2 separate regions of the Homo sapiens genome follow, and region 1 is linked to region 2. A link is an interaction called in ENCODE POLR2A ChIA-PET data of the cell type or tissue named here. Cell type or tissue: GM12878. All regions are shown on one strand. Each heading gives the region's core, and the rest is flanking DNA. Links, peaks and the distances in the headings are about the cores only.

Evidence for each region. ChIA-PET counts read pairs that join two places held together with the same protein. Peaks named below come from ENCODE experiments on the same cell type or tissue, not always from the same donor. Only the 100,000 strongest peaks of a DNase experiment are listed, where the experiment ranks them.
Region 1: POLR2A ChIA-PET joins it to region 2 with 5 read pairs; 1 of 35 experiments calls an interaction of 5 or more read pairs at or near these places.

What each region holds. Positions count from the first base shown.
Region 1 is chrX:110,041,570-110,045,970 of GRCh38, reverse strand. All of the region lies in intron 2 of TMEM164 (transmembrane protein 164), which reads right to left. Among named protein-coding and RNA genes, the nearest start is that of MIR652, 12 kb to the left of the region's middle. In GM12878, for the core only: no CTCF peak of the experiment used is centred there; a DNase peak (open chromatin) is centred at 2,301; H3K4me3 peaks cover 695 bases; H3K27ac peaks cover 472 bases.
Region 2 is chrX:110,412,669-110,417,069 of GRCh38, reverse strand. All of the region lies in intron 1 of RTL9 (retrotransposon Gag like 9), which reads right to left. It also overlaps a transcript of AMMECR1 not described here. Among named protein-coding and RNA genes, the nearest start is that of RTL9, 56 kb to the right of the region's middle. In GM12878, for the core only: a CTCF peak has its summit at 3,741 (motif pointing right); a DNase peak (open chromatin) is centred at 2,169.

The sequences.
Region 1 (4,401 bases), core at 196-4,195, 370 kb after region 2:
GGTTTGTGGAAAGAATACAGGTATCCCATTTGAATCCTAGGGTAGGATAAAGCTGGGCCTCAGGAGAACTGGAAAGTGGTTCTGGGTTCATGGTGTCTGTAGGAAACAGCTCTTCTGTCTCTCAAGGCATCTCTGTTCCTCCCTTGCAAGGTCCCTCTGTTTGCTCATGGTTTCTGTCCCTTCAAAAAACTAGCTAGGACATGAACTGTCATGACTGCTCCACTCCCCATCATCTTTTGGCTCTTTTCCGTTACAAACTGCCTTAGGCTCTCAGCTTCCCAATTCTAATTTCCTAAGAGAGGAATACAAAAGGCCCAGCTCTCAGCTCGTCAAGCCCATGTTACCTGCTAGGTGACAGATGGGCTGTCTTGGTGACAGGTGGCCACTCAGTCCAATCAACCTAAGCCAGGGAGGCAGGGTCTCTGGCACAGTTCATGGCTGCTGGCACCTAGCACAGCTGGCACAGAGTGGTTTGTCTGAGATATGGACCAGAAGGCATAGTAAAATACATACGATACAAACCTGATCCTTAGCATGTAATTTGAAAGATAATGACATGTCCATTCATGAGCTTCAAACACCCATAATCTTTCTTATAAAGGATAGTACCTGACCCCAACCCTAAAAACTTAGCCCCCTTTACCCCCATTAAATTAACTTCTTTAAACTGGTAAAAGAATCTAAATATGTCATATTACAGAGGAAACACCATTCTGCCAGCTCCCTGGGGTAAAGAGGGAAGGATAAGAGAGTGTAAGGCAGACAAATCCTGATAAACTGATACCACTGGCCTTTAGCCCATCTCTCTGCAAGCGTTCAGTCAGTTTGCTTTACACCCTATGATCATCTTATCCTCCTCTAAGTTTCTCCAAGTGCCATGTGAGGTCAGTGTTCAATGTTAACTAGAACAAGGCAAGCAGCATCACAAACCAACAGATGGCAATTGAGAGCTTATCATTCTTGGATTATTTCATTCCCTGGAGTGATACATGCCAGAGAGTAAAGCAAGCTATTTTGACAGCAACCTAATAACAGCTGTCTTCTTCCACTTCTTGGCTAACTCATCCCCCAGATAGCCTTCTTTTCTCTTATCAATTCCCTGTTGCAACAATAATAAATGCCACACCTGATGGAGTCATTAGGCACTTTCCTAGTGACAAGTGCCTAGGACAGAGGAGAAAACAAAGAAACACTGACAACCACTGAAAACTGACATATCAGGCCAGGCATGTCAGCTCATGCCTGTAAGTCCAGCACTTTGGGAGGCCAAGGCAGGACGATCATGTGAGCCCAGGAGTTCCAAAATAGCCTGGGCAATATAGTGAGACCCCATCTGTAGAAAAAAAGTAAAAAAAAAAAAAAAAAAAAAAAAAAAAAGCAAGGAATGGTGGCAGTCCCCGCTACTCAGGAGGCTGTGGTGGGAGGATTGCTTCAGCCTAGGAGTTCATGGTTGCAGTGAGCTATGATCACGCCACTGCACTCCAGCCTGGGTGACAGAACAAGACCTTGTCTCAAAAACAAACAACAACAACAACAAAAAAAAAACCTGACAGATTATCACAGCAAGAAAACATGATGGTGGCCATCTCTCAAGATGAGGAACAGATGAGGGGAAATTAAAAGGTTGTATTTCCTGGAAAACAATGTTTCCCAAACTCAAAGCAGGGCCTACTGGAGATTAAGAAAGATTCCAAATAGAGTTTCAAAGACCAGGGCTGTAAAGCCCTAAAGACATGTGAAGGAATTTGATATGTAGTCTTATCTCTCAATTATCCCTGACTAGCTTAGTTTGAGTTTTCCTGTAACTCTTCCCAGTGCTCATGGATTTTCGTCTTATGGTTTCAGGTAAGTTATAGTAGCCTCTGGGGGGAGAAATGGAAAGTATAGTGCCTCTATTGTTGGTACCCAACAGTAGTTTTCAACCTTTTTGTCCCATGTGCCACCTATCATCACTTCTTCAAAATAGCCCTTCAAAATCCCTTACATTTCCTTCACACAAGGGATATTATGTAGCTGTTAAAATGAATGAAGCAAAGCTGTTAAAATGAATAAAGTAGAGCTATACACACTGGCATGGAAAATAGCCTAACTATATTATCAAGTGAAAAGAGACTCAGATTATAAGGAATCATCCCATTGTTATTTTAAAAAAAATGTGTAAAGAAAAAGCTCTGAAAGAATAAATGCTAGTTGTTAATAATGATTATCTCTGGCAGATGGGTTTATGGGGGACTTTCACTTTCTATTTTTGCCATTTCTCGCTTGCTTAAATTTTTCTTACAACACATGCTTTTTTTGCAACGAGGAAAAGGATATTTTTAACCCCTTACAGTTCTTTGATATGTGGTACCACCACAGCTTTAGTTTTCAATTCCAATTTGAACAGGATTTAGAGAGGCTGGAGGGTACAAAGTAACACAGAAGCATCCCTGGGGTTAGAAGAAAGTAGTCTACTCTGTTTATAGTAGTCAACATTCAGTAAGTAAATTCCACTAATGGGATAGAAGACAGTGCAGTAAAGAGATCAAACACATGGGCTTTGGAGTCTGACTTCAAGTCCCAGCCTACTACTAACTTATTCTACATTTCCTCCTCTATTTACTAATAATATCTATTAATACTTGGAGCACATCTAGCATATGATGTGCTCAACAAATAATTATTCTTGCTTTTATTGAAGGAGCTAAAGTGTTGTAATTGAAAATTATTTAGTTATGTCTAATTTAATTTAAATAGTTTCAGTGTAGACACTGTGATAAATATGCCTCTGTGTTAGTTTTATTCTACACCATAGGGTGGTGAGTTAACATTCTGTTGCATGCTGGAAGCCCAATAGCACTGGCTAGAAAGAGTTGATTGTGTACATCTCTTCCCAACTCCTTTGCTACCTTAGTGAGGGGTCAGACTGGTAGCTTGGAATTGACCATGGAAATTGGCAAATGCCATAAATCAGAGCTTTAAACATTTACCACACACCATTGTTAACATCTGAAGACCCCTAATTGAGAATACAAACTCCAGGGGTGATATTAGTTAGCAACTGAAATTTCTAATCAAAGCCTACAATCAAGAATTCCTGCAACTCAGCAACAAAAACCCAGTTTTTTCAAAAAATGGGCAAAGAACTTGAACAAACATTTCTCCAAAGAAGATATACAAATGGCTAATAAGCACATGAAATAAACTTCAACATCATTAGTCATCAGGGAAATGCAAAACAAAACCACAATGATATACCACTTCATACTGCTAGGATGGCTATAATTTTAAAAATAGAAAATAACAAGTGCTGGTGAGGATATGTAGAAATTGGAACCCTTGTACATTACTGGTGGGAATGTAAAGTGGCCAGTTGCTGTGGAAAACAGTTTGGCAGTTCCTCAAAAAGCTAAACATAGAATTACCATATGACCCAGCAATTCCACTCCTAGGTATATACATACCCAAAAGAACTGAAAACAAGGACTCAAACAAATACTTGTATGCTAACATTCACTGCAGCATTATTCACAATAGCCAAAAGGTAGAAACAACCTAAATGTCCACTGACAGATAAATAAAATGTGATCTATACATACAATATAATATTACTCACCCTTAAAAAAGGAACAAAGTTCTGATACATGCTACAACCTTGAAAACATTTTGCTAAGTAAAACAAGCCAGACATAAAAGGACAAATATTATATGATTCCACCGATAACAGGTTCCTAGAATAGGCACATTTATAGAGACAGAAAGTAGAACAGTGGTTACCAGGGCCTGGGGAAGGTAAGAATTGGAAGTTATTGCTTAATGTGTACAGAGCTGCTGTTTGGTGTGATTTAAAAAAAAAAAAAAGTGCTAGAAATAGGAGTGGTGGTTGCATAACATCCCAAATGAAATTAATGCTACCGAAGTGTACACTTAAATATGCTTAAAATGGCAAATTTTGTATGTTATATGTATATATTTAACTAATTTTTTTAAATGTAGTATATGAAAACCACTGAATTACACACTTTAAGTAGGTGAATTTTATGGTATATGAATTACATCTCAGTAAAGCTGCTCTTAAAAAATCCCACAATCAAGGCACAGCGGAATCTTTGGGGGTGGTGGAAATATTCTCTATCTTGACTGGAGTGTTCATAGAACTGTATGCATTTGTCAAAACTCACAGAACTGTACCATTAGAAGGGTGAATTTTACTGTATGTTAAATATACCTTAACTTTTTTCTAATGGGGAAAAAAGTCACACTTACATGCCTCAGCTCTGAAGTACTTCTGATCGTTTGTTCGTTACAACAATGGATACTAGAAATATTTCATTAGGGAAACTGGCTAGTGTTCAGGACAGGTATATCATTTAGAAATATTCAGTTGCTCCCACTTTTGCATGAATTGGATATAAGACTCTG
Region 2 (4,401 bases), core at 316-4,315:
GGGCTATCCTGAAGTCTCTGTCGAATGAAAAGTAGTGACAGTCCAAAAGCCCTTCGCCACCCAGCGCCTAGCTGTGGAGGAAACCCAGCTCTCCCCCAAAAACCGAAAATTGGAAGTAAATGAAGATATCGGGAGAAAGCTTCCTCTTCCTTTAGCAAAGATAGTGATACAGACATTCAGAGAGGTTCAGCTCTGAAATCATAAGGCCAGGATTTGAAGCTGAGTTCACTGGCACCATGGGCATGCTCTAACCACTGGGCCACCTTGCCTCTAAGCTAGTCTTGCTATAGAAGGACAGGAGTATGTTTTCACCCTTCCCACCAACCCCACAGGACGCTTAGAAGCAGAGCGTATGGCTTTAATGGTGGAAAATACTTTAAAAAGTACAAATCTGTTACAAAACTACAAAAAGAGGCCCATGTCTTCAGTGTTTCTGAGCCAGAGCTATGCAGACAGGGCACAGGGGGTAGCATGCTAACCAGCACAGAGTCAAGGTAATGGGCCACACACCTGAACATGGCCACTTGGATTGTAACTCTAGCTCTGTCACATGCTAGCCTGAGTGACCCCGGGCAAGTGATTCAACACCCCTGTGCCTCCATTTTCCCACCTGTCATATGATATTAATAATAGTACCTCCTCACAGGGTTGTCTATGAGAAGTAAATAATCTAACATTTTTAAAGCAGTTACCATGTGCCCGGGACATGGTAAACATTAAACAACGGTTCGTTAAATCAAAATAAATACATACCTCTGTCCCTTTGTAGCCAGACTAGTCTAGAGGCACTGTTGCCAAATGGTTAGTGTGTGCCCATGGAACCAGCTGAACTCGGCTTCAAATCCTGGTCTCATGATTTCAGAGCTGAGCCTCTATGAAACTCAGTTTGACCATCTCTACCATGAGAACAATAACAGTCCCTTACCCACAGGCTGTTGAGAGTTTTAAATGAGATATCTCCAAAGTCCAGAACACAGTGCCTTGCCACGGCAGAGTGAGTAAGCACCCAATTAAGGCAGAGTGTTAATCATCTGAGTCTGCTTCCCATTTTTTTTTTTTTTTTGCCTCTTCTGGGTTAAGTTAACCCACGATATATAGTTTTGGAAGTCTTGCAGCAGTAAAGGGAACAATTTCATCATTTTGCCAATGAAATTCCTAAACATTTTATTCAAGAGCCAGAAAAGGCAAACATTTTTGGTCATTTCTAAATCAATGAAGCATGGACAATCAGTTTCCCCACTCAGCAAACCTGACTCCCAAAGCTATAGAAGTCACTTTGCAGGACAAAATTGAAGGAATGAGTATTTTACTGCAAACAAAAGCCATCTTTGTTTGCGGCCCAGCTTTGGGAGAAAAGAAATACCTCAACCCAGGAGCTTGGAAAATTCTTGAAAGTTATCTTTTTATTCCAGCAAATCCAACGTAATTGGCAAGATTCCTGACCATGCAAACCTGAGTCAGAATGAGTCGCCTTTACCCACCCATCTCCCCACAGCACCCAGAACCCAGCAGAGTACACTGGGCATCAATACATATTGGTTGTCGATTCCTCCATGGGAGCCCCAAATTCCATTTCTACAATGTCTGCTACATTGCCAAAACAATCCAAAAGCAGCACTAAAGAACATTTTGAAAATGGGGAAAAAAGCATCCATCACTCACCACTCTAACACAACTCTTAGTTTTGTGTGGAAAGTTCTCTTCCAGTCTTTATCCATGTGCAGACATATTTTTATAGCACTGTAGTCATAGGGAAAAACTGCAGCAGCTTCAGCCAAGAATCAGATACCATACAGCTCATGTCACTAAACTTTCCAAGTGAGAGCTTTTTCTTCTCTCATTCACTCTATTCATTCATTAATTCAGTCATTCAACAAACATAGATTTAACCATGGCTCTGGTGCTACGGCCCTGGGGAGTACAGAGATGACTAAGGCACAATCCCAGTTCTCAAGATGCTTCCAGTTTAATGGGGGAAACAGAGAAGACAGCAGGAAATTATAACACACTGGGATAAACATGAATGCTGTGAAAGCACAGAAGAGGAGCATTTAAAGTGGGCAGGAAAGGGTGTGGAGGATGGGGAGGCAGAGAATATATATATATATGCTTTCTTCTTTCTTCAGAAGAAAGCAAGGTGTCATCAGGTGGCCAAAAATAGTACTGTGTGACTGCATGGGCAAGTGGTAGTGGATGCAGTGAGAAAGGAAGGACAGGGCCAAATCATTAAGATCAAAGGTTTCTGTTTCATTCTGAAGACTGAGGGGAAGCTCTGGAAGGACTTTAAGCAGAGTAGTAGCACTGTCAGATGTGCATTTTAGAAAGATTGTCCCAGCAACAGAATGGAAGGTAGATTGTAGGGCATGAGATAGGTAACAGGGGACCCATTTATCAGCTTGTCACAATAATTCATCAAGATAAGGAAGGTCTAAACGAATGAGATGGCTTCTCCACATACAAATTGTGTCACGTTAGTGAGTGACTTAACCTGTCTGTGCCTCAGCTTCCTCCTCTGTAAAGCAAAAATAACAAGAGTATTGCCCTTGCAGGGCTGCTGGCAGGATTAAATGAAACACTGCATGCAAAGCACCTGGCACAGTGGCTGGTACCTAGAAGACACTCGATACATATCACTTCCCCTTTCCCCTCATCCTTTTTCCTCCACTTCACCCTTTCTTAAAGGCTGGCATGGTATGGAGCATGGAAGTGGCCAAAGCAGACTCTAACCCAGACAGTCTGACTCCAGAGGGCAGTGGAGAAAGTTTGCAAGTGCTATTGTCAGGACAGTTACTTAGAAGGATTGTTTAGCTGAGTTGAGGGCCCCGCTGAGGTTGGAAACTATGACTTTCTGGTGGGACTAACCAACAAAGTGATGGGATTTTCTCCAGCAATGTTCCTCCATCTGGGCATAAGCACAGAGGAGGAAACTGTCAGTTAAATTTATCCAGACTTAGGATTTTGCCTCATGGATGCAGCAGAAAGACACAGGGCAAGGGAATTGGGGATATACGCAAGATTCTGAAAGCAAACAGACCTGACTTCAAATCTCATCTCTGCTGTGGGACTTTGGGTAAGTCACTCAACCTCTCTGAGCCTCAGTCACCTCATTAAAAGGAAAACCACAATAGTATCTTCCTCATAAAGTTATTGTGAGGATAACATGAGATTACTGAAATGATGTCATAAGATGGGTAGTATATGCCTGGCACATACATATTAGTTGTTATTCTTATCATCATCATCATCATGTTCCAGGATGGAGAGGGAAGGTAGTAAGGTGAAAGGGGCTGATGGGATGGAAGAAATGGATGGAGGGGGCTCAAAAAACTGGAGAGCCTCCTGAGGTAAAAAGAAGAGCGTTGAGGCCAGCCAGCAAGGTGTAGATGGTAGGGGGTTCTGACTGATGATGAAGCATGGTAAGGCTAGGATGAGAGTGTGTCCTGTACATGGATCACGGATGTCCAACTCACCCAGAATGATGTCAGGACTTGGGGTGGAGAAGAAGACAATGAGCCAGATGTCGAACTCTTCGTTGAATGTGGGGGTGGGGGGGGGTTGACCAGGAGGGGATGGTTATAAAGAAGCGTCAACGAGGAGAGAAGTAGCCAGATGGCATGAGAAGGAGGAGTTCTTGGCTGAGGACGGAGGACTAACAGCCTGGAAGCAAACAGGGGAAGCTAGAGCACAGACCCCACCTCCCAGCCCTAGGGTGCCTGTAGTGTGGGAGTGTGGACAGTGTCCACTAGAGGGCGCTGGTGGCAAAGCCGTGAGATCCGCCGTGGAGACTCAGGTTTCAGCACTTCCAGGCCCGGAGGTAGACAATAGTGCTCTGTAAAATTTATCCAGGGTGTAGGGGGAATTGTTTACTGCAAGGTGGGGGCTTCCAGAGGGTACTGAGAAGAGTGAGAGAGGGCGGTAGTGGGGAGGTGGATGAGTCGGGGTGGCAGGGATGGGAGCACTGAGCAGTATGAGGATGGTATGGGAGAGGACAGATGACGAGCAGGGAGGCTTAACGTTTGGGCTGTGGCCAAGAACTGGGGGATGTGAAGCCTGGTGGGATTAACTGTCCTCGGAATTCCAAACGGAGCTTTTTTTTCCCTTTACATCTTTTGTTTATTATAAAAGTAGCACATGCTAGTTTCAAACAACTCTAATTATTGCTCAAGGGAAAATCTACCTCTCCTATTCTACTCCCCAGTGTTGACAGTCTGTCTATCCTTCCAGTCTTTTCCTGTATGTGTAACATATAATACCCTTAACAAAAATCAGATCCTACTATACTTACTCTTCTGCAACTTGCTTTTATCACAATACTATATTGGAGATATCATTGCACATCAGTATTTAAAGATCTAGCTTGTCTTTATTTGTGGCTACATCGTCATTGTCATCATTATACTA